5 separate regions of the Homo sapiens genome follow, and all the other regions are linked to region 1. The links are chromatin contacts, found by Hi-C or POLR2A ChIA-PET in ENCODE. All regions are on one chromosome and are shown on one strand. The core of a region is the stretch at or near the end of the contact, and the rest is flanking DNA. Distances in the headings are between cores, read along the strand shown. Region 1 holds the start of HDAC11 (histone deacetylase 11). Region 2 overlaps SLC6A6 (solute carrier family 6 member 6). Region 3 holds the start of SLC6A6 (solute carrier family 6 member 6). Region 4 has its middle 4.5 kb from the start of TMEM40. Region 5 overlaps TMEM43 (transmembrane protein 43).

Region 1 (4,877 bases), core at 1,067-3,566:
AAGGCTTGTCTCTCCCACTAAACTATTAGCTTGACAAAGGCTTTCTGAACTCATCTGCTCTGTGCAGCTGTGTCCCCAGTGCTGTGTCTTAGTGAGCAGACACACTAGGATACTGCAACAAAGAGGCCCCCAAACACAGCAGCGTGCATAACACTTATTTCTTCCCCACGTGATAATGCGGCCGGTTGGCCCAGGCTTTCATGGTGGTTTGAAGGTGTTCACAAGCTCCAGGGCCTCCGCAGACCACTTAACTCTTTAGCTACCAGGACACAATTTTAAAAACCCTTGGCCAGGCATTGTGACTCATGCCTGTAATCCCAACACTTTGGAAGGCCAAGGTGGGAGGATCGCTTGAGCCCAGGAGTTAGACACCAGCCTTAGCAATATAGTGAGGCTGTGTCTCTTAAAAAATAATTTAAAAATTAAAAAAATTTAAAAACCCACTTATTCAGACCAATCCCACTCTCTTTGGCCTCAGCTTCAGGTCCAGGCTGCCCAGATCCTCATTCTCCCAACCAGAGGATCATCTGTGTGGCTTCCCAAACTACAGAGCAAGTTCCCTGAGGGGAAGTCGGTCTCTCACAAATGCCACAGGGCCACTGCATGCACTCTGTCACTTTATAAAATAGTACTTATTCCTTCTGTGGTTTACATCTGCCCACATCCCTGACCTTTGAGTGAGTTACTTCACCATTCTGTGCCTCAATTTCTTTATCTATAAAATGGGGATGACAATAGTTTGCCTCCTAGGACTGTCAGAAGAGTTCGACAAGCAAAAAGCATTTGGACTTCAACTTAGCACATGACAGATGGTCTCTGAATAATAATCAACATTATTGTCTCTTGATTCCCTGGACTTGCCCATGAAATCCAGAGAATGAAGTGCAACCAGAACTTCATTTTCTTCCTTTTTTTTTTTTTTGAGATGGAGTCTCACTCTTGTCGCCCAGGCTGGATTGCAATGGCGCGGCCTCACCGCAACCTCCCCTCCCCGGTTCAAGCGATTCTCCTGCCCCAGCCTCCCGAGTAGCTGGGATTACAGGCGCCCTTCATCACGCCCAGCTAATTTTTTGTATTTTTAGTAGAGACGGGGTTTCACCATGTTGGTCAGGATGGTCTCGAACTCCTGACCTCAGGTGATTCACCCGCCTCGGCCTCCCAAAGTGCTGGGATTACAGGCGTGAGCCACCGCACCCGGCCCAGTACTTCATTTTCAGATGCAGACATGAAGGACCAGAAGGCTGAAGCAACCTGCCCAAAGCCACTATGCTGGCGGGTGGCCGAGTTTGGGTTTAATCCAGGCCCGAACCTCAGTTCCCTCAAGATAAAGTTGGGGTGATTATGGCACCTTTCTCAGGATTAGGTTGTGAGGCTCAGATGCCATCATGCAATCATGGCAGGCACACGGGGGCCCCTCTTCAAACGTCTGTGCGCTTCCCTTGTGCCCCGCCCTGGCACACAGCCGCCCCCGCGGAGCCCAGGGATCCCAGCCCGGCAGTCCTCCGTCAGCTGCTTCTGTTTGGATGGCGGGGACGGCTGGGCCGACAGAGAGGCCCATTGTCTCCGTCCTCTGGGGCTCTATTGTTGGGGCCTCCTCCTGGGTTGCAGCCCCACGGACAACCCCAGCTGTCGCTTGGGCCTGGCTCAGCTTACCCCGGCGGTGAGGGTGCGGGTCGGGGACGGAGACGCGTGCACCCTGAAGACAGTAACTAGGCCTGCTCTACAGAGGGAAACGCAGGCTCTGAGAGCCTACATGTCTTCGCCGGGAGTGCTTGTCCCGGAGCTGCTCGCAGACTGGGCCGGGGGTGGGCTCGGGTCGGAGAGGTCACGGGGCTCCTTAGGTCACAGGCGGCAGGGCCAGAGAAACTCCCCCGCCCCTACGTTTAACTCGCGGAAACAAGGGCCCAGAGAGCCCAGACGCCAGCCCAAGGTCACACAGCGAAGCCCCGGCACAGCCCGCCGGGAACCTGTCGTTTCTAACCCCCAGCCTCTCGCCGTTTCTACCCAGCTTGGGAAGCGCAGGAACAGGACATACGGTGGTCGCGCCCCTTCCGCGAGGCCGGGGTGAAACCCGCTTGGCCCTCCCGCCAGGGGGCGGAGCTTCCGAACCAGGCGGGATTCCACCGGGTATTTGCCTGCGGAGGCGGGACTTCGGGCTTGATGGGCGTTGGGGGTGGCCTTCCTGCGGGCAGGCTCTCTGTGTCGCAACACTGGCGGGGCGGGCCAAATCGGCCAGAGCTCTGCCCCCAGAGGACGCGGCTAAGCCCGGGGGCGTGTCCTGGGCTGGCCCCACCCGCGCCCCGCCCCGCCCCGCCCGGTCGCGGAGCTGCGGCCAGCTTTGGGAGGGCCGGCCCCGGGATGTGAGTGCCGCGGGGCGAGGGCGGGGGTGGGCTCCCAGGGGTCCCGGTGGGCGGGCGCGCTAGGGCGAGGGCGGGGACGGCCGGGCGGGCGCGCCAGGTAAGGGCCCAGATTTGCTGGTGAGGGGTGAGGGACGCTCGGGACGGGTGTTTCCAGGCCCTCCCGGCGCGCCAGGCCAGCCCCGCGCCCCTGCTCGGTGGCCCGAGGGACGCGCGCCGGCCGCGGGCCTGGGCCCGGACCCGGAGCGGTCGGGCGATGTGCGCGGGTCTGACGTCTGCGCTGCCCAGCCCCCTGGCTACGCGGACGCCCCCACGGAGGCAGCCACTGGGGCGGATTTCTGTCTCTGGGTGACGACTGCCAGGGTGTGATGGGAAGGGTTAGCAGCGCAGCGGGGTCAGGGGATCCCCGCCCCCCGCCCTGGCTCAGGTTGGGTCCCGACTTGGGTTTCTGAGTGCTTACTGTGCTCAGCTCCTCAGTTGCATTCTCTGAGTCCTCACAACAGCCACACATTTTGCAGCCGAAGCCTTGTGCCACACAGCTGTGGGGGCATTTATTACGGTGCAGAGGTGATGCGCGGAGGCCTTGCAGCCAGACACACCTGAGTGCACGCCTGCTTCTCCACAGACCTGCACTGTGACCTTGGGCACACCTGGTCTGCTCTCTGAGCCTCTGGTGCGATTGTGGTGCCTACCCCCAGGGCTGCTGTGAGGACTGGATTGGAATTGGGTTCCGGGAAAGGCAGCCAGTTTAAGCAGCTGTTGTTGAGGGGCCCTTGTCTGCGGCTGAGGGGCTAGTGGTGCTGGGCAATGGCTGGTGGGTCAGTCCAGGCGGGCTCGGGAGGGAGCTGCTTTCTGCCGAGGCTGCCCCAGCTGTGCGTCTGTCTTTTTCCACACGGTAGGCTACACACAACCCAGCTGTACCAGCATGTGCCAGAGACACGCTGGCCAATCGTGTACTCGCCGCGCTACAACATCACCTTCATGGGCCTGGAGAAGCTGCATCCCTTTGATGCCGGAAAATGGGGCAAAGTGATCAATTTCCTAAAAGGTATGGAAGGTCCCCCTTGGACTCTCATCTGCTTCCTCCAACCCACCTGTCCTCTCCGTCCTCATCCCCAACATAAGCCTCAGGCTCTCTCCCATCTTCAGTTTCAGCCCTCGGATGGCCTTCCACCCATGCTTCCGCCCAAAATGATTTTTCCAACACAGACTCCTAATCACGATATGATGTCCCTGACTCAGACTCTCCCTGGCTCCCCATCCTGTGGGCCTAAGTCCTGCCTCTGCCCAAGAGGCCTAGTGGAAAGGTAGCTGATTACTGATGGGCACAGGGAAGGTGAAGCTTGGAGGAGTCCATTTCCTAAGGTTCAGAGAGTCAGGAGGTAGAGCACCTCCACCGCACCTCTCTTGATTACAGATGGGGGAAATTGTGTCCTAGAATGATTAGGAAACATGTGCACCCAATTCCAGTCCAGTCCTCACAGCAGCCCTCGGGGTAGGCACCACAATCGCAGCAGAGGCTCAGGAGCTCACTGTAACCTCCGCCTTTCAGGTTCAAACAATTTTTCTGCCTCAGCCTCCCAAGTAGCTGGAATTACAGGCGTGAGCCACCACACCCGGCCCTGATTTCTTAATATGGCACTCATTATAAGATTGTAAAAGCCCACCTGTAGACCGAACTGGGCACACTGGCTGCCTGCTTGTGACCTCTTTCCAGGGAAGGACACAGCTCCCATTAGTGGCTGAAGTAACACAGTTACAAGAGGCGGAGTTGGGTTTGGAACTCAGAGCTCCAGGCGCCCTACCTTTAGGGCTCATCCCCTTGAGCAAAATGATGCTTCGAAGAGCATATCGTTTTAACTGTGGTTTGTAATCAAGGGGCCTGATTTAGGTGGGAAATTCACTTAAACTTGTTTTAAAAGGAAACATTATGTCATCAAAATGGGAAAAGGCAGTTTCACTTGCCATAAATAGGTCATGGTAAAAAAGTAAATGCAATGAAAACAACAGTATAATTCAATCCAGGCTGGTTACTATTGCCTGCAGGCTGTGAGACTGATTAGTGGTTTGAACGGAAGATGAGCAAAGCACAGGCAGGTGTTGCGAGGCCATGCCACACTGAGCCTCCTGTAATATCATCAGAAGGTGGAGGGAGGCCGGGCGCAGTGGCTCGTGCCTGTAATCCCAGCACTCTGGGAGGCCAAGGCTAGGAGAACACTTGAGGCCGGGAGTTTGAGACCAGCTTGGGCAACATAGCAAGATCCTGTCTCTACAAAATAAAAATAAAAAACTTAGCTGGGGGTGGTGGTATGCACCTATAGTCCTAGCTACTTGAAATGCTGAGGCAGGAGGATCACTTGAGCCCAGAAGTTCGAGGGTGCAGTGAGCTATGGTTGTGCCACTGCACTCCAGCCTGGGCTACAGAGCAAGACCTTGTCTTGCATTTATTTATTTGTTTATTTATTTATTGAGACAGGGTCTCACTCCCATCACCCAGGCTAGAGTGCAGTGGCGGAATCA
Region 2 (4,877 bases), core at 710-3,209, 940 kb after region 1:
GCACAGTGGCTCACGCCTCCAATCCCTGCACTTTGGGAGGCCAAGGCAGGAGGATTGCTTGAGGCCAGGAGCTCGAGACCAGCGTGGGCAACATAATGAGCCCCATCTCAGCAAAAATTAAAAATAATATAAATAAAATTATAAATAAACAAGTAAAATGGAAAACCTTTGCTAAAGTTGCAAGAGTATTACAGTGGCCTCGCATTATGCCCTTCGTTGAGATTTTCCCATGGGTAACATTTGCCACATTCGCTTCATCTCTTTCTCACTAATATGTTAAATAAAAACAGTCACGTGAACATTCTTCCATTTTTGCTGAATCATTGGGGAGTAAATTGCAGGCATGATGCCCCTTCACCTCAATCCTTCAGGCCTTTCATAAGAGCAAGGCCAGGCCGGGCGCCGTGGCTCACGCCTGGGATCCCAGCACTTTGGGAGGCCAAGGTGGGCAGATCACGAGGTCAGGAGATCGAGACCATCCTGGCTAACACGGTGAAACCCTGTCTCTACTAAAAAACACAAAAAATTAGCCAGACGTGGTGGCGGGCGCCTGTAGTTCCAGCTACTCGGGAGGCTGAGGCAGGAGAATGGCGTGAACCCGGGGGATGGAGCTTGCAGCGAGCCGCGATCGTGCCACTGCACTCCAGCCTGGGCGACGCAGCGAGACTCCGTCTCGAAAAAAAAAAAAAAAAAGAGCAAGGCCATTCTCTTATATAACCCTAGCACAGTTATCTACCCCAGGACACTGATTTAACATTGACGTGATTCTGTTATCTGTGGATCTTAATGGCATTGCACTGATTGTCTCAGTGTTTACAGCAGCCTTATTTTTCTTTTAGTTCAGGATCGTCATTATGTTTTTAAAAAGGGTTTAAGGGATGTCTCCTTCGCTGATTAAGACATTGCCTGCTCTAGGGGCTTTCAGAGTCTTATTTAATCCTCAGCGTTCATTAAATACATTTTACAATGGGATGTGGCCTGCGTGTGCATGTACACAAACACACACGTCAAACTCAAACCCTGAAATTGAAGTTTCTCAGATCATCCTCGTACTCGCCATCTGCTGTGCTCTGGTCTGCTCTGTCTTCCTTTAGTAAAAAAGATGGCCTTGACCCCTTACATTGATGTCAAGACCCACTGTGGACTCTGCTTTGGAATTAGAAAACCCTGGCTTCCTGGGCAGAAATTTCTAAGGGGGAAGGTTAAGCTCCCACTGGTCCAGGGTTCGGATTGGTTGGAGTGGGGTCCCCTGTGAAGCCGGGACTAGGCAAGCGTTTGTTTGTGGCCCAGAGCTCCTCAACCTGCTGCTGCTAGCAGCTGGACCAAGTCCTTCCTTTTCATCAAGCTCAGCTGGCCTAGGTTGCTTGGTCACAAGCAGCCCCACCCCATGGAGACATATTCTTTGTGCTGTGACATCGGGCAGGGGTGTGTACCCAGCCAGCCACTGGGCAGGCATGGAGGTGACCTACTCGACGTCAGCCTCCACAGGCGTCATCATAATAGTTATAGACGTCAATAATAATGATTGCTACCGCTTCCTGGACTCAGCATGCTCATATACTGCCGAGAGGTTTACTGTGTTAACTCTGTCAACCCAAAGAAGTGGGTGTGCTCTTACTCTTTTTGAAAAAATATGAGAAATTCATTGAGCGCTTATTGCACATCAGGCACTGCTAAACACGTCACAGACTCATGCACAGCCTCCTCAGGAGCCTTGTGAGGTGGGCGCTGATGTCATCCCTATTGTACAGATCAGAAAACTGAGGCTTGGAGAGATGAATTGATTGTTTCCAAGACTACACAGCTGGGAAGGATTTGAACCTGATTGAGCTGACTCTAGCCCACTTCCTCAGGCTGGGAACGGCCTCTGGGCCCAGCCCCTTCCCCTTCCCCCGGGACTTCCTCCTGGTTAATGAGTAGTCAAAGCACCTGGGAAATGAGGCTCCTGCTGCCGTGAGGCTGGAATGTGAGTTCTGCTTCCAGATAGAGTCTTGTGCAAGGGGCCCTGCCTGGGATGGGCTGTTACAGGCAGTAAACAGAGGTTGCCAATGTTCCTCTTTTTGAGGCTTGCTGATGTATTTGCGCTTGGGAGCCCATTTTATAGAAAAGGCTGAGAGGCAGATTTGCCCTCAGACTTATCTGATGCTCCTCCAAGCAGCCCTCTTGGCTTAACACTTTCTGAAAGGGCTCCTCGGCCCCCTGACATGGCAGGGGTGTCTAGAGGAACAGGGTGGAAGAACAGACCTTGTCAGCTCTGAAGTCTGAGCACTGCTAGGTGTGCGCCCTCCTCACTGGGCACGTCACTTGAGGGCTCTGACCTTCAGGTTCTCATCTGAGAAGGGGCATGATGCGGACATGGGAATGTGTGTTAGTTGTTCAGCAGAGCCTGAACTATTAATGGACCAGCCCAAAAAAGTATTGCTGACAGGGGGCAACCCATGTAGTGGAGTCCATGGAGCTGGGGAGTCAGGCAGTCCCTAGTTCAAATCTCTGTTCCAGCCCTGCCGGCTTCGTGACCTGGAGGAGTCACAGAACTACCCTGAGCCTCAGGTAACCCACCCCTGAAATGGAGCAATAGTGGCACCCAGGAGGGTTAGAAAGACGGTGATACTGGGATTTTGGGGTGGGGGTGACCTCATCACTTTGTAAGCACAGTGAGGTTAAGTGTGCAAAAGGCCTAGCACATCAGTGCCAAGCACCCCACATGCAATTTCTCATTTTATCCCCCAAGGTGAGCCCCCCCTAGAGCAACTCCCCACCCCCTCAGCTATGGGGCTGAGTCCAGAAATCAGATTCACCCTCCCGGTGCCTGGGGCAGCTTAAGGAAGAAAGAAGATTCTTAACAGGGAGACCCTCTCTGGGCTTGTGGTGAGATCTCCCACGGGGTGTCTGCCCCCATGCCCCGCACCCATTGTAAACTGGTGCATATAGGAGTGTTGATATAACAGGCCCATGACTTCCAGTGTTGTCAGAAAAGGCCACCTCAGGCCTGTTCAACAGAAGTGCCAACCTCAACATTCGCTTCCTAGAAGGCTCAAGACCGTAATAAAATGATATTTATTATTTACTCTGGTTATAAAAGTCATACATTTTTGAACAGGCACAGTGGCTCACGCCTGTAATCCCAGCAGTTTGGGAGGCTGAGGCGGGTGGATCACTTGAGGTCAGAAGTTCAAGACCAGCCTGGCCAACATGGCAAAACCCCATCTCTACTAAAAATACAAAAATTAGCTGTGCGTGATGGTGCGCACCTGTAGTTCCAGCTACTCTGGAGGCTGAGGCAAGAGAAAACAAGCTGCTGGATTTGGCCCAGTGGCCAGTTTGCTGACCTTGTTGTAAGCCATGATTTGTTTGACTAAAGCAGTGTTTATTTAATTAATCCCATAGTGATGGGAAATTGGCTGGTTACAGTTTCTCTTGTAAACCACTCTGCTTTTTTTTTTTTTTTTTTTGAGACAGAGTCTTGCTCTGTCACCCAGGCTGGAGAGCAGTGGTGTGATCATAGCTCGCTACAGCCTTGACCTTCCAAACTCAAGCCTTCCTCCCACCTCAGCCTCCTGAGTACCTGGGATTACATGCATGCCTCCATGCCTGGCTAATTATTTTTTTTAGAGACTGGGTCTCACTATGTTGCCCAGGCTGGTTTCAAACTTCTGGGCTCAAGTGATCCTTCTGACTTGGCCTTCCAAAGTTCTGGGATTACAGGCATGAGCCACCGCGCCCAGCCTCTATTTTCAATTGTTGTAAAAGACAAATAACTTAAAGCTGACCATCTTAACCCCTTGAAAGTGTACAATTCAGTCATGGTAAGTAGATTTAAAGTGTTGTGCCGCCAATTTCCCGAACTTTTTTGTCTGGCAAAGCTGAAGCCAGTGAACTTCTTTTGAGTGGGCGTCTTTACACGTTGGTCTAAGCAAGAAGTGGGCTTGCTGGTCGAATGGGGTGCACGTGTTTGAGATGCTGCATACGTGTTGATGAATCATTGACCCCGCAGGGGTTGCCCTCATTTTCACTCTGGCCTAATATCAGTGACAGCCCTGGGGCATGGAGATGGAGGGGTGGCACCTCCCTGGGGAGCTCCTGCCTTCGGGACTTTAGGAAACGGGATTTAAAACAATTCATCCCAGAGAAGCAGCCCCCAGTCTGCCAGCCTTTCTCATTTGGGGGAGATGAGAAAAAGCCGGTAAGCAAAAAATAGCTCTGAGTACTGGGCCAGACTCGAGGTTGAAAAACATACTCCATCCTCTAGAGATGTACTGTTAGGACCTGAGCTCAGGGGTCCCGTGAGCCTGAGTGTGAATGTCATTCAGTTTCTACCCTGCTCTGTGACTCTGAGCACATCGTTTAACCTCGCTGTGGGCTTCAGTGTCCTCTGTCAAAACGGGCCTGATGTAGAAGCTCCCTTCTCTGGTTGTGAGGGTCAGGGAAGAAAAATGGTGAAAGTTAGCAGTTCTAACTGTGAACGTTAGCTCAGAACGGCACATAGCAGTTCTTCAATAAATGAAGTTAACATCGTTATTGCTCGTAGTATTGTGATTATGTTTGGTGCCTCTATCTCAGAGAAGTCTGAATATATGCATAGTAATCGCATCTGCAGCCCTCTACAGTTTGCACGGTTTTTCCAGCTTTGATACCTACATCATCTTGTAGGGTAGTTACTACTGCCCCCCATTTACAGGTGAGAAAACTGGGGCTCAGGAAGGCAGTGAGAAACTGGAAGTCAGCCACGTGTCAGGACAGGAGCCTGGATTTAGCCCACATCTTTGGCTTTGGTTTTGCACACAGCTGCTGCTGGGAGCTGGGGCCAGGGCAGGCAGGTGCCTCCTCTCTGGCCTCAGCCTCGTGGGAAAGCTTGGGCCTCAGGTGGAGTGAGGATG
Region 3 (4,877 bases), core at 1,386-3,885, 920 kb after region 1:
TTTAACTGTGCAGGGTACATAGTTAAGTGCCAAAGAAAAGTAAGTTAAAGCCAGGCACGGTGGCTCACGCCTGTAATCTCAGCACTTTGGGAGGCCGAGGCAGGCAGATCACCTGAGGTTGGGAGTTTGAGACCAGCCTGATCAACATGGAGAAACCCCATCTCTACTAAAAACACAAAATTAGCCAGGCGTGGTGGCGCATGCCTGTAATGCCAGCTACTAGCGGGGCTGAGGCAGGAGAATCACTTGAACCCAGGAAGCGGAGGTTACAGTGAGCTGAGATTGCGCCATTGGACTCCAGCCTGGGCAACAAGAGCGAAACTCCGTTTTAAAAGAAAAAAAAGAAAAGTACGTTAAAATAAATGCAGCAAACACTTATTGAGTACCTACTGTGTGTCAGGCCTATGATAGACTCCAGGAGTTGATGGAGGCAAAAGAACAGATCCCATCCCTCATGGAGCTGGTAACTGGATAGATGGTTCACTCGTGTGTCTTGCGCTGGCACTACCTGCATGAGGCTCCGCTGGCCTACCTGGAGGTCAAAGGATCCCATGGGCCTTTCCAAGTTGCAGCTCTGAACACACAACTCTTCCCTCCTCCCACAGCCACTGCCCTTGCTCACTCTCTCAGACCCTCAAGCTCAGCCCTGCCACCAACAACCTTGCTCTCAGGCCTTCGCACGGCAGGCACCTCTGCTAGAACTTGCTTCCTCTCCTGCCGGCTTCACTGCTCGTGGCTTAGTCAAAGCCTCCTTTTGGTTCAAACTTCAATCCTGGAGTCCCCTCCCCACGCTAGGACCTGCCCCTTTGCTTCAGTCTTTGTGCCCTGTGCGACCACACATGCACAGGGCGTCTGAGGAGTTTTTGCTTGACGTCTATTCCTGCAGTTCATGAGGGAACCTCATAGCTGAAGCAGAGGGATGTGGGAGACCCAGTCACTCCTCTTCCTCAGCTTTCGTTTGCTCACCTATAAAAGGGTACAGTGACCCTGAACTCAAAGGAGAGTGCTCAGGTGGCCAGAAGCAGATGTCACGTGGGCCACTGGGACCCTAGAGGCACTGCTGATCCCCAGGTGCTTCCTGGAGGAAGGGGCCACCCGGGGCCCGCAGAGAAGGGTGGGAAGGGTGACAGGAAGGCAAGGAAGGGCATGTGCCCAGTGGTCCTCGTCTGTCTTGGCTGGAGCCAGTATGAGGAGCACCCACTGGAAGGTCAGGTTGGAGTCCGATGGCAGGGGCCTCCAGGGAGAGCCAGTGTCACTTCGGGATGCTCCTTAGCATCCTGGGGCTGTACAGGGAGAGTGGCTGCAGAGCCCTTCCAGGCAGGGATCCTGGCCTGAGTGGGGGCAGCTCTTGGTCGGACCTGTGTGGTATTTCTTCTTCTTCTTCTTTTTTGTTTTTTTGAGACTCATTCTTGTCACCCAGGCTGGAGTGCAGTGGCGTGATCTCGGCTCACTGCAACCTCCGCCTCCCGGGTTCAAGGGATTCTCCTGCCTCAGCCTCCTGAGTAGCTGGGATTATAGGCACCCGGCACCACGCCAGGCTAATTTTTGTACTTTTAGTAGAGACGGAGTTTCGCCATGTTGGCCAGGCTGGTCTCGAACTCCTGACCTCAGGTGATCTGCCCCCTCGGCCTCCCAAAGTGCTGGGATTACAGGCATGAGCCACCGCGCCTGGCCGGTATTTCTTCTTTCATTCTCCGTGTAAATGGTGGAAGGATCGGCTCTCTCCTCCCCGCCTCCCAGGTGCAGAGAGAGAGAGAGAGAGAGAGGGACAGGAGAAGGCTGGGGTTCGGGGTTCTCACAGCGTTTCCCTCTCATGCTGCCAGGGCGGGGCAGTGGAAAATGGTCCCTGAGGGCCCGTTCATTCAAATAAGGACAAGAATAATGGCACACTCCCCATCTCCATTTAAAAATAGTCACATTAGCTGACACTGGCTTGGCACTTCCTAGATGCCGGGTGCGTTCCGAGTTCTCTACGCTGTTAACCTTGGATCTTCATAACAGCCGGAGGAGACAAGCGCTACTATTTTCCTTTCCATTTTATAGATGAGGACACTGAGGCAGAGAAATTGAGTCACTTGCCCAGGGTCACACAGCCATGGCAAGGCCAGGATTCTGGAGCTCTGTACCTGGCTTCACACCACAAGCTCAGGCCACCCTCCCGGGGCATACCGAGTCTCCCAGAACGTGGACGATCGCCCAGGGCAACGCAGTGGAGTGCGAGCCCGGTCTGGTTTGCACCTGGCTGCTCCAGGAGCCCTGGGCCTCATCCTAGGAGCCTGGCGGAAGAGGCGAGCGGTGGAGTTTGGAGGCTGCTGTGAAGGAAAGGACTAGGCGGGTCGGGTCGGGTCTGTCCTGCTCTTCTTCCGCAGGCAGGAGGCGCCCAGGGCGGGCTGCCGCACCTGGCAACGAACGTTCGCCGCGCGGCATGAGGGTGTGCGCGCGCGCTCGGCGAGCCCGGGTTCTTTGTGTGTCCGAGCCCATGCGCGCGTGCGTGTTTGCGTGTATGTGTGTGCATGTGTATGTGTGCGCGCGTGTGTCCGCACTTGGGGCGGGGCTGGAAGCCCCGGCCCCGCCCCGGCCCCGCCCCCGGCCCGGCCGAGCTGGTATTTTTCCACCCAGCAGGATGGGTGATGCTGAGAGCTGCCTGCTCAGACAACAGACACGCGAGGTCAGGAAGAAGCCGCTTATAAATTACCGCTTCCTTCGCGCCGCCGCCAACGCCGAGCCCCGAGGACCGCAAGCCCAGAGGACAAGCTGCGCCAAGAGGGAGTGCGGAGCGTTCACCCAGCGGGTCAGAGAGCGAGCGGGCAGGCAGCCCCCGGCCGGCGGAACCCGGCACAGCCGAGCAGAGCGCGGGCGGCGCCGCAGCCACCCCAGGTACCGGAGGGACCGGGAGCTGGGCGCGCAGCCGGCGCTGCCCGCCGTCTGCAGCCCCTCCCCATCCCCGCGTCGCCGCAGTCCCGGCCTCCTCCCCTCCGCGTGCGCCCATCCGGCGCCCCTTTCACCACCGCGGAAGGGACCGAGAGTCGCCTGCTCAGTCCCGCTGGCGGGGCTGTTATTGTTTCCCCGGCAAAAGGGCTCCGGCTCTTGGTGCGGGCGGCAGGAGAGTGTGTGTGTGTGTGTGTGTGTGTGTGTGTGTGTGTGTGTGTGTGTGGCATATCTGTGTGCCTGTCTCCGTCAGGATGCCTACATGTGCCTCCGTATCCCTGTGTCTGTGTTTCTGAGGGTGACTGTTTCACCGTGTCCCCAGCAGCGTGCACATGTGTGTTCCGGTGCATGTCTGTTATTCTCTGCGTGCTGGGCTGTGTGTGTGTGCCTCTCTGTGTGTGATACCTGAGTGTGCTGTCTTTGGATGTGTGCTCTTGTGTGTCCCCGTTTGTGTCTGCATGAATCTGTGTGTGGGGGGCTGCGTCTTCCAGGCCCTGGCTAGGTGCACGTGCGTGTCCCTGAGTGTGGTTGTGTCTCCAGGTCCCTGGTTGTGGGCACTCGTGTGTCCTCGGCTGTACCCAAGAGGGTGTCCCTGGTGCCTAGAGGGTCCAATGGCCAGAGCTGGTTCTCCAGGGCCGGCGCTGAGTGGGGAGAGGTGATAGGGCAGCGTGGCTCCATAGGTGCATGCACTCCATAGGTGGTGTGCAGGTGGCAGCGCCAGCGTCCAGCAGTCCTGAGTGGTGGGACCAAGGCCCGGAGGGGCAGCCAAGGGGTAGTGGACAGCCGGCAGGGCCAGCAGGACACTTCCCCCTCCAGACTATTTCTCTTCCTTCTGTGGGTTCCTCTTTTGAGTAGGAGATTCTCGTCCCCCTCCCACTAGGGAAGCCACACAGAGAGAATTCCAGGGACCTCCTCCTACAGCCTCAAAGCTTCAGCCTGGACTTCAGCCTGGACTGGAGAGGAGACCTGTGGGCAGCTCTCCCAGGCAGGGAGGTGTGTGCCGGGTAGGGCCACCGGCCTGGCTATTTTGGTCACTGTTGGGCCTCTGCCAGATCCCGGCATCCCCAGGACCAGCCCCAAAAGCTTGGGAGGCAGCCTGGGCCCCCGTTTCCTGTCTGGGGAAATAAATCAGCTCAGTAATTGCCCAGACACTTGAATGGAGGGTCTTCGGGCTGAGGTTTACTGGCGCATGGCTCCATTTGGACTTCACTAAATTGGCCCCCGCTTTGGCACAGCTGACGTTCAAGTAAATGTCACTGAGGAGATCTTTTTAAAATTTCTTTTTAATTTTTTGTTGGCTAGAAGGGAGGGGATCTTGTCCAGAGTCTCCTAGCCAGAAGGAGTTTATTTTTATGAGAGAGAGAGCGGGTGAGTGCTTAGCAACCACCTGCCTCCCTCTCGACCAGGGAGTCACCCAGGGATTGTGGGGTGGGCATGAGGAGGTGGGGTGGGGGAGGAATTTCATCAAGATGGTGTTGGAGAGGATCCAAAGGGGGCCTAGCACGGCTAAGAACCCCCAACAGGGTGGGACTGGTAGAATGGTGGGAGGTGTTAGGCCTGGCTCAGCCCCCAGTTGACCTTGGGCAACCCTTTTTCTGCCTCAGTTTCCTTACCTGTAAAATGGGTGGGGCAGACTGGTTATAGAGTAAACCAGGGACCAGAGGTAGGAGCTTGTCCCCAGGGAACTGATTTAAGTCCTATGCTTTGTTTTAATGGGTGGGTGACCTTGGTTGATTCCCTTGGTTTCTTTGAGCCTCGGCTTGGCTGCCTGGGCAGCAAGGACACCAGTGCCGGCCTCACTACGTCCTTGAGGGGATTGAGGGAGATGAGGCTGAATAAGCTTGTAGTAAGCTGTAAAGCCGGGCTCGGCTGTAGAGCTGCTGATTAGAGGGTGTCACGAGGTCCTGGGTCACTGTGGTGTATGGCAAGGGCCAAGGTGCATTCTGGAG
Region 4 (4,877 bases), core at 991-3,490, 720 kb before region 1:
ATGACCAAACCTGTGTTTAAGATAAGAATTTTGCCTGGGAGCCGTGGCTCACGCCTATAATCCCAGCACTTTGGGAGGCTGAGGCAGGTGAATCACTTGAGTCCAGGAGTTCAAGACCGGCCTGGCCAACATGGTGAAACTCCATCTCTACTGAAAATACAAAAAATTAGCTGGGTGTGGTGGTGCATGCCAGTGGTCCCAGCTACTCGGGAGGCTGAGGTGGGAGGATCACTTGAGCCTGGGAGGTGGAGGTTTCAGTGAGCAGAGATGACACCACTGCACTCCAACCATGGCAACAGAGTGAGATCTCATCTCAAAAAAAAAAGAAAAAGAAAAGAAAAAAGATAAGGATTTGGCTGCTGCATTGTGGACTGGTGGAGAAGCTGTGAGGATCCAGCATCTGGGTGAGCATGAGCCATGCAGGGGAGATGGGGACTAGGGACAGGGTCGTGGGAAGTTTACAGCTCTGCTGTCCGAACAGTAGCCACCAGCCACATGCGGTTATGGAGCCCTTGACACATGGCTGGTCAGGATTGAAATGTGCTGTGAGTGTAAAATAACACTAGATTTAAAGACTTGGTATGAAAAATGTATGTATATATATACAACATATATATGTATAATAGATCATTAATAATTTTTGTATTGATTATCTATTAAAATGATATTTGGATATATTATTATTATTTTGTAGAGACAGGATCTTGTTCTCTTGCCCAGGCTGGAGTACAGTGGTACAATCATAGCTCATGGTAACCTTGAAATGGGCTCGAGTGATCCTCCTACCTCAGCCTCCCCAGTAGCTGGGACTACAGGTGTGCACCACCATGCCCGGTTAACTTTTACTTTTTAAAATTTTGTGTAGAGAAAGGGTCTGCTGTGTTGCCCAGGCTGGTCTTGAACTCCTGGGCTCAAGTGATTCTCCAGCCCTGGGTTCCCAAAGTGCTGGGATTTATAGGCATGAGCCAAAGCACCTGGTCTGGATATATTATTAAAATTAGTGTCACCTGCTTCGTTTTACTATTTTTAACATAGTTACTGAAAATTTTTTTAAATTTTAAGTTTTCAGGAGCTACAGAACTTCTATATTGGATGGTGCTGATTTAGAGGTAGAACTGGCAGAGGCTGGAGTACTGTGAGGGTGAGGGGGACCCCGGGTCTAATTATAAGTCTGTCTTCTCCAATTGCTCCTTTCTAATGAGACCACTGTGGTCCAGAGGCCACAGGGGAGAGCCTACAGAGTGAGTGTTCAGTTCAGCATAAGCACACACGCTCATATCTTCAAAGTAAGATCTATCTAGACATGAAATAGGCTGACTGAATAGACAGTGAGTTCTCTGTCTCTGGAGGTATGTAAGAAGAAAATTAAGGACCACCACTAAGCAGAGGAAAGGAGGTGGAACTAGATATTTTCAAAATATAGTCCCCGGACCAGCTGCTACAGCATCCCCTGGAAACCTTTTAGAAATGCAAATTCTCAGACCCCATCCCGGGCCTGAATCAGAAACTCCAGGAGTGGGACCTAGAATCTGTATTTAAATAAGCCCCACTGGACTGGGTGATGTTTCCTGCCACTTAAAGGTTTAAATGCAGCTGGGCGCGGTGGCTCGCACCTGTAATCCCAGCACTTTGGGAGGCTGAGGTGGATCACGAGGTCAGGAGATGGAGACCATCCTGGCTAACACAGTGAAACCCCCGTCTCTACTAAAAATACAAAAAATTAGCCGGGCGTGGTGGCGGGCTCCCGTAGTCCCAGCTACTCGGGAGGCTGAGGAAGGAGAATGGCGTGAATCCGGGAGGCGGAGCTTGCAGTGAGCCGAGATCGCGCCACTGCACTCCAGCCTGGGCGACAGAGTGAGACTCTGTCTCAAAAAAAAAAAAAAAAAAAAAAAGGTTTAAATGCCTGGCACATAGTAGGTGCTCCAAAAAAACTGTTCATTACCTTCTGTTTGCCTCCTACTCCCAAGTTCAGGTACTTCCCTCCCTGAGCCTTAGTTTCCCTCTTTGCACCTCCTACAGCATCTGGTTGTGTGTGTACCTGGTACAGGATGGATGAACCTCAGGGCGTTTCCTACCTCTTTGCTGTGGGCAGATCTCAGGGGACATGATAGAGCTGCCAGAAGTGTAAGGCAGGCCCCAGCTCAACTCCATCCTGAGGTGACCTCATTGCCCTGTGTGTAGGGGGTGATTCATAGGACAACCTCCTACTGTCCTGTGAGCACAGCTGACAGCCCGGGGGAGCCAGCTCAGCAGCTGAGCATGGCATCCAGCTTCCCTGAATTCCAGAACTGCAAGCGGGGGCCTGCCTGACTCAGCAGGCATGGGTGTTCTGGAGACAAGTTAGACAGCTCAGCCTCAGTCTCCCCATCCATAAAAATGGCGGGACACAGCCCCTATCCATGGTGAGAATATTTATATAAAGTGGTCAAGGCAGCGCCTGGCACACGTCAGCCCCTGCTATACCTTGGTGTTCTTGTGATGAGGCTGTGGGATCCTTCAGGCTGATTGGAACTCCCCAGTGACTTCCTAGGTCTGAGAATGATGCCCTGTAGGTGTATGGAGAAAAGAATGTTTACCTACTATGAGCACCCAGGAGCCTGGTTCTTTACATGAGGTTTATTTTTATTTTTATTTAATTTTTTTGAGACAGAGTCTCACTCTGTCGCCCAGGCTGAAGTACAGTGGCGTGATTTCGGCTCACTGCAGCCTCCATCTCCCGGCTTCAAGTGATTATCCTGCCTCAGCCTCCCAAGTAGCTGGGATTACAGGCACCCACCACACCTGGCTAATTTTTGTATTTTTAGTAGAGACGGGGGTCTCACCATGTTGGCCAGGCTGGTCTTGAACTCCTGACCTCAGATAATCCACCCGCCTCAGCCTCCCAAAGTGTTGGTATTACAGGTGTGAGCTGCCGTGCCCGGCTACATGAATTTTTAGTCACCAGAAAGATGTCTGTGAGGGCAGCACCTGTCTTAGTCATCTTAAAGCATCTATTAAATTAACTCTAAATTGGAGAGTATTGTGTCCATTTCATGGATGAGAAAAATGAGGTTCAGAAAGGTTAAATGATGTGCTCAAGGTCACGTGGCTGGGAAGTGGCTGCGTCAGGATCTTCACTCAGGTCTCCCTGACTGGAAACCTGGGTCTCTTTCTATGCCTTCATGGAGAAACTCCAAGTTAACTCACAGATTTGGAAGCTCCTGCACGTGCCACTTAAATCCATGTTTGAAGTGTTAGCTTCTGGTCCACGTTGGAATCCTTGCAATCTATGGTCTTAGAGAAACAGTGGCCGTAGCTGATGCCATTTGAGATGGAGCTTAAAAGATTCCTAAACTAGATTAAGCCTTACTCATCCTGGGCCTCCAGGCTTCAGTTGTTTCACCTGTAAAATGGGCATAATGAAAGCTTGCCTTGGCTGAAGGCAGAAAGTTGGATCTCGTTACCTGAGGGCTCTCCTAACCCTCAGATGCCTGTGTCCCTGCACCTACTTTAAAAGGCAAGGACTAAAGTTAAATTTAAAGTTAAAATTAACTTAAAGTTAAACCCAGGAGGCAGGTTTACATATTTTAATATTTAAGTTTTGTTTTTTGTTTTTTTTTGAGACAGAGTCTCACTCTATTGCCCAGGGTGGAGTGCAGTGGCGCAATCTCGGCTCACTGCAACCTCCGCCTCCCAGGTTCAAGCAATTCTCCTGCCTCAGCCTCCCGAGTAGCTGGGATTACAGGCACCTGCCACCATGCCTGGCTAATTTTTGTATTTTTAGCAGAGACAAGCCAGTCTGGTCTTGAACTCCCGACCTCAAGTAATCCACCTCCCTTGGCCTCCTAAAGTGCTGGGATTACAGGCATGAGCCACCGCGCCTGGCCTGAAGTTAAATTTTTTTAAAAAATAAAGAGGGAGTAGAGGAAAAGTCAATCCTAGCTCATTCTGATTTGTGCAAAACTAGTGATTTGTACTCAACAATCTTATTGTTTTAAGCAGAAAAATCCTTTTGACAAATAAAATTTAAGAAATCTTATCTGATCAAAGTGGATTTTTTTTTTTCTGGTTGAAGTAGGAGCCATGGGCTGTCGATGGGAACACCAACATCACCTTGGCCTTGCAGGCAGCCCTTGGGGTGCCAACGAAGAGCCCAGGGGTGCCAGAGAACCCAGTTTGACAATCACTGGAGGGCAGCAATACAAACAAACCATCGCTGGAGATCCGTTTGAAGAGAGACAAGAAGGTCCACTAAATGGTTGCTTTGGGTTCTAAAGAAAAATGGCTGTTTGATTACTTTTTTTTTTTTTTTTTTTGAGACGGAGTCTCGCTCTGTTGCCCAGGCTGGAGTGCAGTGGCGTGATCTCGGCTCACTCCAAGCTCCCCACATCCTGGGTTCACGCCATTCTCCTGCCTCAGCCTCCTGAGTAGCTGGGACTACAGGCGCCTGCCACCACGCCCAGCTAATTTTTTGTGTTTTTAGTAGAGACTGGGTTTCACCGTGTTAATCAGAATGGTCTCGATCTCCTGACCTCGTCATCTGCCCGCCTCCCAAAGTGCTGGGATTATAGGCGTGAACCACTGCGCCCAGCCTCTTTCTTTCTGAGACATGGTCTTGCACTGTTGCCCAGGCTGAAGTGCAGTGGGCACCATCTCTGCTCACTGCAACCTCCACCTCCCGCGTTCAAGCGATTCTCCCACCTTAGACTACTGAGTAGCTGGGATTACAGGTGTGCACCACCTGCGCCCGGCTAATTTTTTGGTATTTTTAGTAGAAAGAGGGTTTTGCCATGTTGTTCAGGCTGGTCTTAAGCTCCTGGGCTCAAGCAATCCTCCCACTTCAGTCTCCCAAAGTGCTGGGATTACAGGCATGAGCCACTGTGCCTGGCCAGCTTGTT
Region 5 (3,927 bases), core at 1,428-3,927, 660 kb after region 1:
TGTTCACCAGCTCATGTCTTCCCCACATCTCTTCTTGCCAGTAAGCAGCTTTGGTGGGCAGCAGCAGCTCATGAATGGCAAGCTGACAGCTTCTCCTGCTGTTTCCTTCCTCTCTTGGACTGAGTGGGTACGGCCAGCCACTCAGCCCATTGGCAGCTGACAACGCAGACACGCTCTACGGAGGCCTGCTGATAAAGGGCTCAGCCTTGCCGTGTGCTGCTTCTCATCACTGCACACAAGTGCCATGCTTTGCCACCACCACCAAGCACATCTGTGATCCTGAAGGGCGGCCGTTAGTCATTACTGCTGAGTCCTGGGTCACCAGCAGACACACTGGGCATGGACCCCTCAAAGCAGGCACACCCAAAACACAAGTCTGTGGCTAGAACCTGATGTGGTGTTTAAAAGAGAAGAAACACTGAAGATGTCCTGAGGAGAAAAGCTGGACATATACTGGGCTTCACACTTATCTTATGGCTTGGCAGAATCTTTGTAGTGTGTGGGATCTCTGAAGGCCCTATTTAAGTTTTTCTTCGTTACTTTGCTGCTTCATGTGTACTTTCCTACCCCAAGAGGAAGTTTTCTGAAATAAGATTTAAAAACAAAACAAAAAAAACACTTAATATTTCAGACTGTTACAGGAAACACCCTTTAGTCTGTCAGTTGAATTCAGAGCACTGAAAGGTGTTAAATTGGGGTATGTGGTTTGATTGATAAAAAGTTACCTCTCAGTATTTTGTGTCACTGAGAAGCTTTACAATGGATGCTTTTGAAACAAGTATCAGCAAAAGGATTTGTTTTCACTCTGGGAGGAGAGGGTGGAGAAAGCACTTGCTTTCATCCTCTGGCATCGGAAACTCCCCTATGCACTTGAAGATGGTTTAAAAGATTAAAGAAACGATTAAGAGAAAAGGTTGGAAGCTTTATACTAAATGGGCTCCTTCATGGTGACGCCCCGTCAACCACAATCAAGAACTGAGGCCTGAGGCTGGTTGTACAATGCCCACGCCTGCCTGGCTGCTTTCACCTGGGAGTGCTTTCGATGTGGGCACCTGGGCTTCCTAGGGCTGCTTCTGAGTGGTTCTTTCACGTGTTGTGTCCATAGCTTTAGTCTTCCTAAATAAGATCCACCCACACCTAAGTCACAGAATTTCTAAGTTCCCCAACTACTCTCACACCCTTTTAAAGATAAAGTATGTTGTAACCAGGATGTCTTAAATGATTCTTTGTGTACCTTTTCTGTCATATTCAGAAACCGTTTTGTGCCTGCTGGGAGTAATTCCTTTAGCAATTAAGTATTTGGTAGCTGAATAAGGGGTCAGAACTTCTGAAACCAGAGATCTGTAATCATCTCTATTGGCCTGGGGTGCCTGTGCTATAAATGAGTTTCTTCACATGAAAAACACAGCCAGCCCAAGATGACTTATCTGGGTTTAGGATTCAATAGTATTCACTAACTGCTTATTACATGAGCAATTTCATCAAATCTCCAAACTCTTAAAGGATGCTTTCGGAAAACACGCTGTATACCTAGATGATGACTAAATGCAAAATCCTTGGGCTTTGGTTTTTTTCTAGTAAGGATTTTAAATAACTGCCGACTTCAAAAGTGTTCTTAAAACGAAAGATAATGTTAAGAAAAATTTGAAAGCTTTGGAAAACCAAATTTGTAATATCATTGTATTTTTTATTAAAAGTTTTGTAATAAATTTCTAAATTATCTTCTGGTGTGGGACTTTAACAAACATCCTATTTTTAGTTTCAGATTTTTTTTTTTTGGCATTCTTTCCAAAATGTCTGTAAAGAATTCAGCCATAGGATTTATTGAGAACTGAATTTTGTGGAAATCTGAGCTTTCAGTGCTTAAAATAAGTTAATTTTTTTTTAAGGGCAACTCAGTATCTAGCACTCAGAAGTCCACACTGAAGCCCACTTTGTTTTGGCTTGATTTAAAGTGAATGACTCAGGCTTCATGCATCTTCAGAATGTGCTAGAAAAAGTGGAAGGGGCAGCAGTGTGCTCCACTGCCAGAGGCATCCTGAGTTGACACGGGAGACCTGAGTTCTGAGCCAAAGATTGCTACATACTGGCTGTGATGTTGGGTAAATCAACGATTTGAGTCTGTTCCCTCATCAGTACAATGGGAATAACACTTGTCCACCTCACAAAGTTGTTGTGAGGGCCAAATGAGACAAAGCCCATAGAATGCCTGACACATGAGGCATTAATTTTTCATTCATTTTGCTTCCTGTTCTGAAAGGCGGCTGCTAACTGCCCACTCTGATGCTAGCAGTTTGCTTTATTTTTTACAAGCACGTGAGTGAGAACTTTCCCAAACCTACTCTTCTGTTTCTCAGAACCTACTGTTTCATTTAAATAATGCCTCCTTGTAGCTGACATATGCCTGAAGAAGTTATTTCTGCAGAGACATGGCAATGCCATCATCTCAAAACCCCAGAAAGACAAGCGTGGTGGTGCATACCCATGGTCCCAGCTACTCAGGAGGCTGAGAGGATTGCTTGAGGCTGCAGTCAGCTGGGATCACACCACTAGCTGGGATCACACCACTGCACCCCAGCCTGGGCAAGAGTGGAACCCTCCCTGTCTCAAAAAATAATTTAAAAAAAAAAATAACAGAAAACAAGTTGCCTCTATAGGAGGGCCGAGCTCTGGTGAGGAAGTGTGAGACCAGTTTCCATAGCAACCCCAGTCTGTTTCTCAACAAGAGGTTCCAGCCAGCCTCTTGCCACATATGAGTCATAACTCAAGTGTTTTGTTTGTTTCCCTTGGATAAAAGTGACTCCGATTTTTAATGGCTCCTCTCAAAGATTAACATCTCTTCACTAAATACAGAAGAATTCCATATGTAATGAATTTCCAGCCTCCATGAAAACAAAATGGACTCTTTCATGCTGTCTCAACATATGAATACATTGCTCTGTCACCTGGGTGTTATTACCGACTTAAATCTGAAAGAAGCTGGGCACGGCAGTGGTGTGTGGGTGCCTGCAGTCCTGAGGAGCTGGGACTGTTTCCCGAACAATGCCTTTCCACCACACACGGTGGTTGTGAGGGCCAGCTGAGGCAAAGCCCTCAGGAAGACCACTCAAGCCCAGGAGTCCAGCCTGCGCAAGACAGTAAGACCCCTTAAAAAAAAAAAAATCTGAAAGAAAATATAGAGCCAAATCTTTAGATAAATGCTTTATTATTTTCTCAAAATGTTATAAAAGTCATTTCTCCTTAGTACAGAGAGCTTTATACATTTTATCTAGTAATGAATACAATCTAGTTTAACACTCATCTATTTTACTAACATTTCCTTAATTTTCAATTCGTATTTTTCCTTTTCTTTCCTGATTTTAGCTTTTTTTAGGCTTCTGTCACCACAAAATGTTACTTGGAAAACTAGATCCCAGCAGATGACCTGTACTTCTCTGCTCTCTCCCCTACTGCAAAGAGGCAGTGAGGGCAGCATTAGTAAGCCTGACTCAGGGGAAGGTAAGTGGCCTGCAGAGAAATGGTCCTAGGTCCGCAACCGAGGCGAGTGAACTTGTCGGACAGATGAAGACTCTAACTGGAAGAAACGATCAGCGCATTCACGGATGCACCACCATCCAGAAATCTCCCGGTGGCTTCCATACAAAAACTGATGTTTCTAAAGATGGAAAGAACAGGTCTAGGAGGCAGAAGAGTATCTCCTAGCAAAGTGTTCTGTAGCTCAAAGGGTGAGTGGGCTTTGGTAGCAAAAAGCTTTGAAGGCTTCACCCTGGGTGAATCTGACAAGGGCTGGAGCCAGACGGGACCTGCAGCACCTCCTCAGCTTGGCCTCGTCTCCCCTGACCCCGCCTCCGTGCATGCTGCCTCAGTTTGCCTTCTCAGCAGAGAAGCCCCCACCACCAGGGGCTGGGCATGCCCAGGGCAGGTGTG

Evidence for each region. A loop is a pair of places that touch in the nucleus more often than their neighbours do. ChIA-PET counts read pairs that join two places held with the same protein, here RNA polymerase II (POLR2A). Pooled maps may share reads with other maps.
Region 2: a map of CD8-positive, alpha-beta T cell shows a loop between it and region 1 (2.7-fold over the local background). The contact joins the enhancer-like site here to the promoter of HDAC11 in region 1. A Hi-C loop is called at or near these places in 1 of 168 maps with a recorded cell type or tissue (CD8-positive, alpha-beta T cell) and 8 of 50 pooled maps. POLR2A ChIA-PET finds 5 or more read pairs at or near these places in 1 of 52 experiments (CD4-positive, alpha-beta T cell).
Region 3: a pooled map shows a loop between it and region 1 (18-fold over the local background). The contact joins the promoter of SLC6A6 here to the promoter of HDAC11 in region 1. A Hi-C loop is called at or near these places in 1 of 37 single-sample maps with no recorded cell type and 9 of 50 pooled maps. POLR2A ChIA-PET finds 5 or more read pairs at or near these places in 1 of 52 experiments (CD4-positive, alpha-beta T cell).
Region 4: POLR2A ChIA-PET joins it to region 1 with 16 read pairs in PC-9. The contact joins the enhancer-like site here to the promoter of HDAC11 in region 1. POLR2A ChIA-PET finds 5 or more read pairs at or near these places in 2 of 52 experiments (PC-9 and WTC11).
Region 5: a pooled map shows a loop between it and region 1 (6-fold over the local background). The contact joins the enhancer-like site here to the promoter of HDAC11 in region 1. A Hi-C loop is called at or near these places in 6 of 50 pooled maps. POLR2A ChIA-PET finds 5 or more read pairs at or near these places in 3 of 52 experiments (PC-9, WTC11 and activated CD4-positive, alpha-beta T cell).

What each region holds. Positions count from the first base shown.
Region 1 is chr3:13,477,990-13,482,866 of GRCh38, forward strand. It overlaps HDAC11 (histone deacetylase 11), which reads left to right and starts at 2,317. Exons shown (of 10, transcript NM_024827.4): 1 at 2,317-2,360; 2 at 3,257-3,405. The coding sequence starts at 2,359. It overlaps HDAC11-AS1 (HDAC11 antisense RNA 1), which reads right to left and starts at 2,064. Exons shown (of 2, transcript NR_046690.1): 1 at 1,654-2,064. RefSeq lists enhancers at 1,673-1,732, 2,382-3,038 and a silencer at 2,193-2,682.
Region 2 is chr3:14,417,057-14,421,933 of GRCh38, forward strand. All of the region lies in intron 2 of SLC6A6 (solute carrier family 6 member 6), which reads left to right. Among named protein-coding and RNA genes, the nearest start is that of SLC6A6, 17 kb to the left of the region's middle. RefSeq lists an enhancer at 4,322-4,877. Within about 2 kb of position 1,960, at least 11 of the 41 ENCODE cell types and tissues checked have a DNase peak (open chromatin) inside an H3K27ac peak, as active enhancers do.
Region 3 is chr3:14,399,971-14,404,847 of GRCh38, forward strand. SLC6A6 (solute carrier family 6 member 6) reads left to right here and starts at 2,636. Exons shown (of 15, transcript NM_003043.6): 1 at 2,636-2,877. LOC105376959 (a long non-coding RNA gene) reads right to left here and starts at 2,437. Exons shown (of 8, transcript XR_007095825.1): 1 at 691-2,437. RefSeq lists enhancers at 2,060-2,109, 2,120-2,289, 3,610-3,669, 3,740-3,819 and a silencer at 2,430-2,959.
Region 4 is chr3:12,761,291-12,766,167 of GRCh38, forward strand. It overlaps a transcript of TMEM40 not described here. Among named protein-coding and RNA genes, the nearest start is that of TMEM40, 4.5 kb to the left of the region's middle. Within about 2 kb of position 2,241, at least 3 of the 41 ENCODE cell types and tissues checked have a DNase peak (open chromatin) inside an H3K27ac peak, as active enhancers do.
Region 5 is chr3:14,141,959-14,145,885 of GRCh38, forward strand. It overlaps TMEM43 (transmembrane protein 43), which reads left to right. Exons shown (of 12, transcript NM_024334.3): 12 at 1-1,722. It overlaps XPC (XPC complex subunit, DNA damage recognition and repair factor), which reads right to left. Exons shown (of 16, transcript NM_004628.5): 16 at 3,189-3,927. Among named protein-coding and RNA genes, the nearest start is that of XPC-AS1, 5.6 kb to the right of the region's middle. RefSeq lists enhancers at 1,789-2,476, 2,822-2,931 and a silencer at 1,871-2,165. Within about 2 kb of position 2,678, at least 34 of the 41 ENCODE cell types and tissues checked have a DNase peak (open chromatin) inside an H3K27ac peak, as active enhancers do; they include PC-9, where a contact is called at or near this core.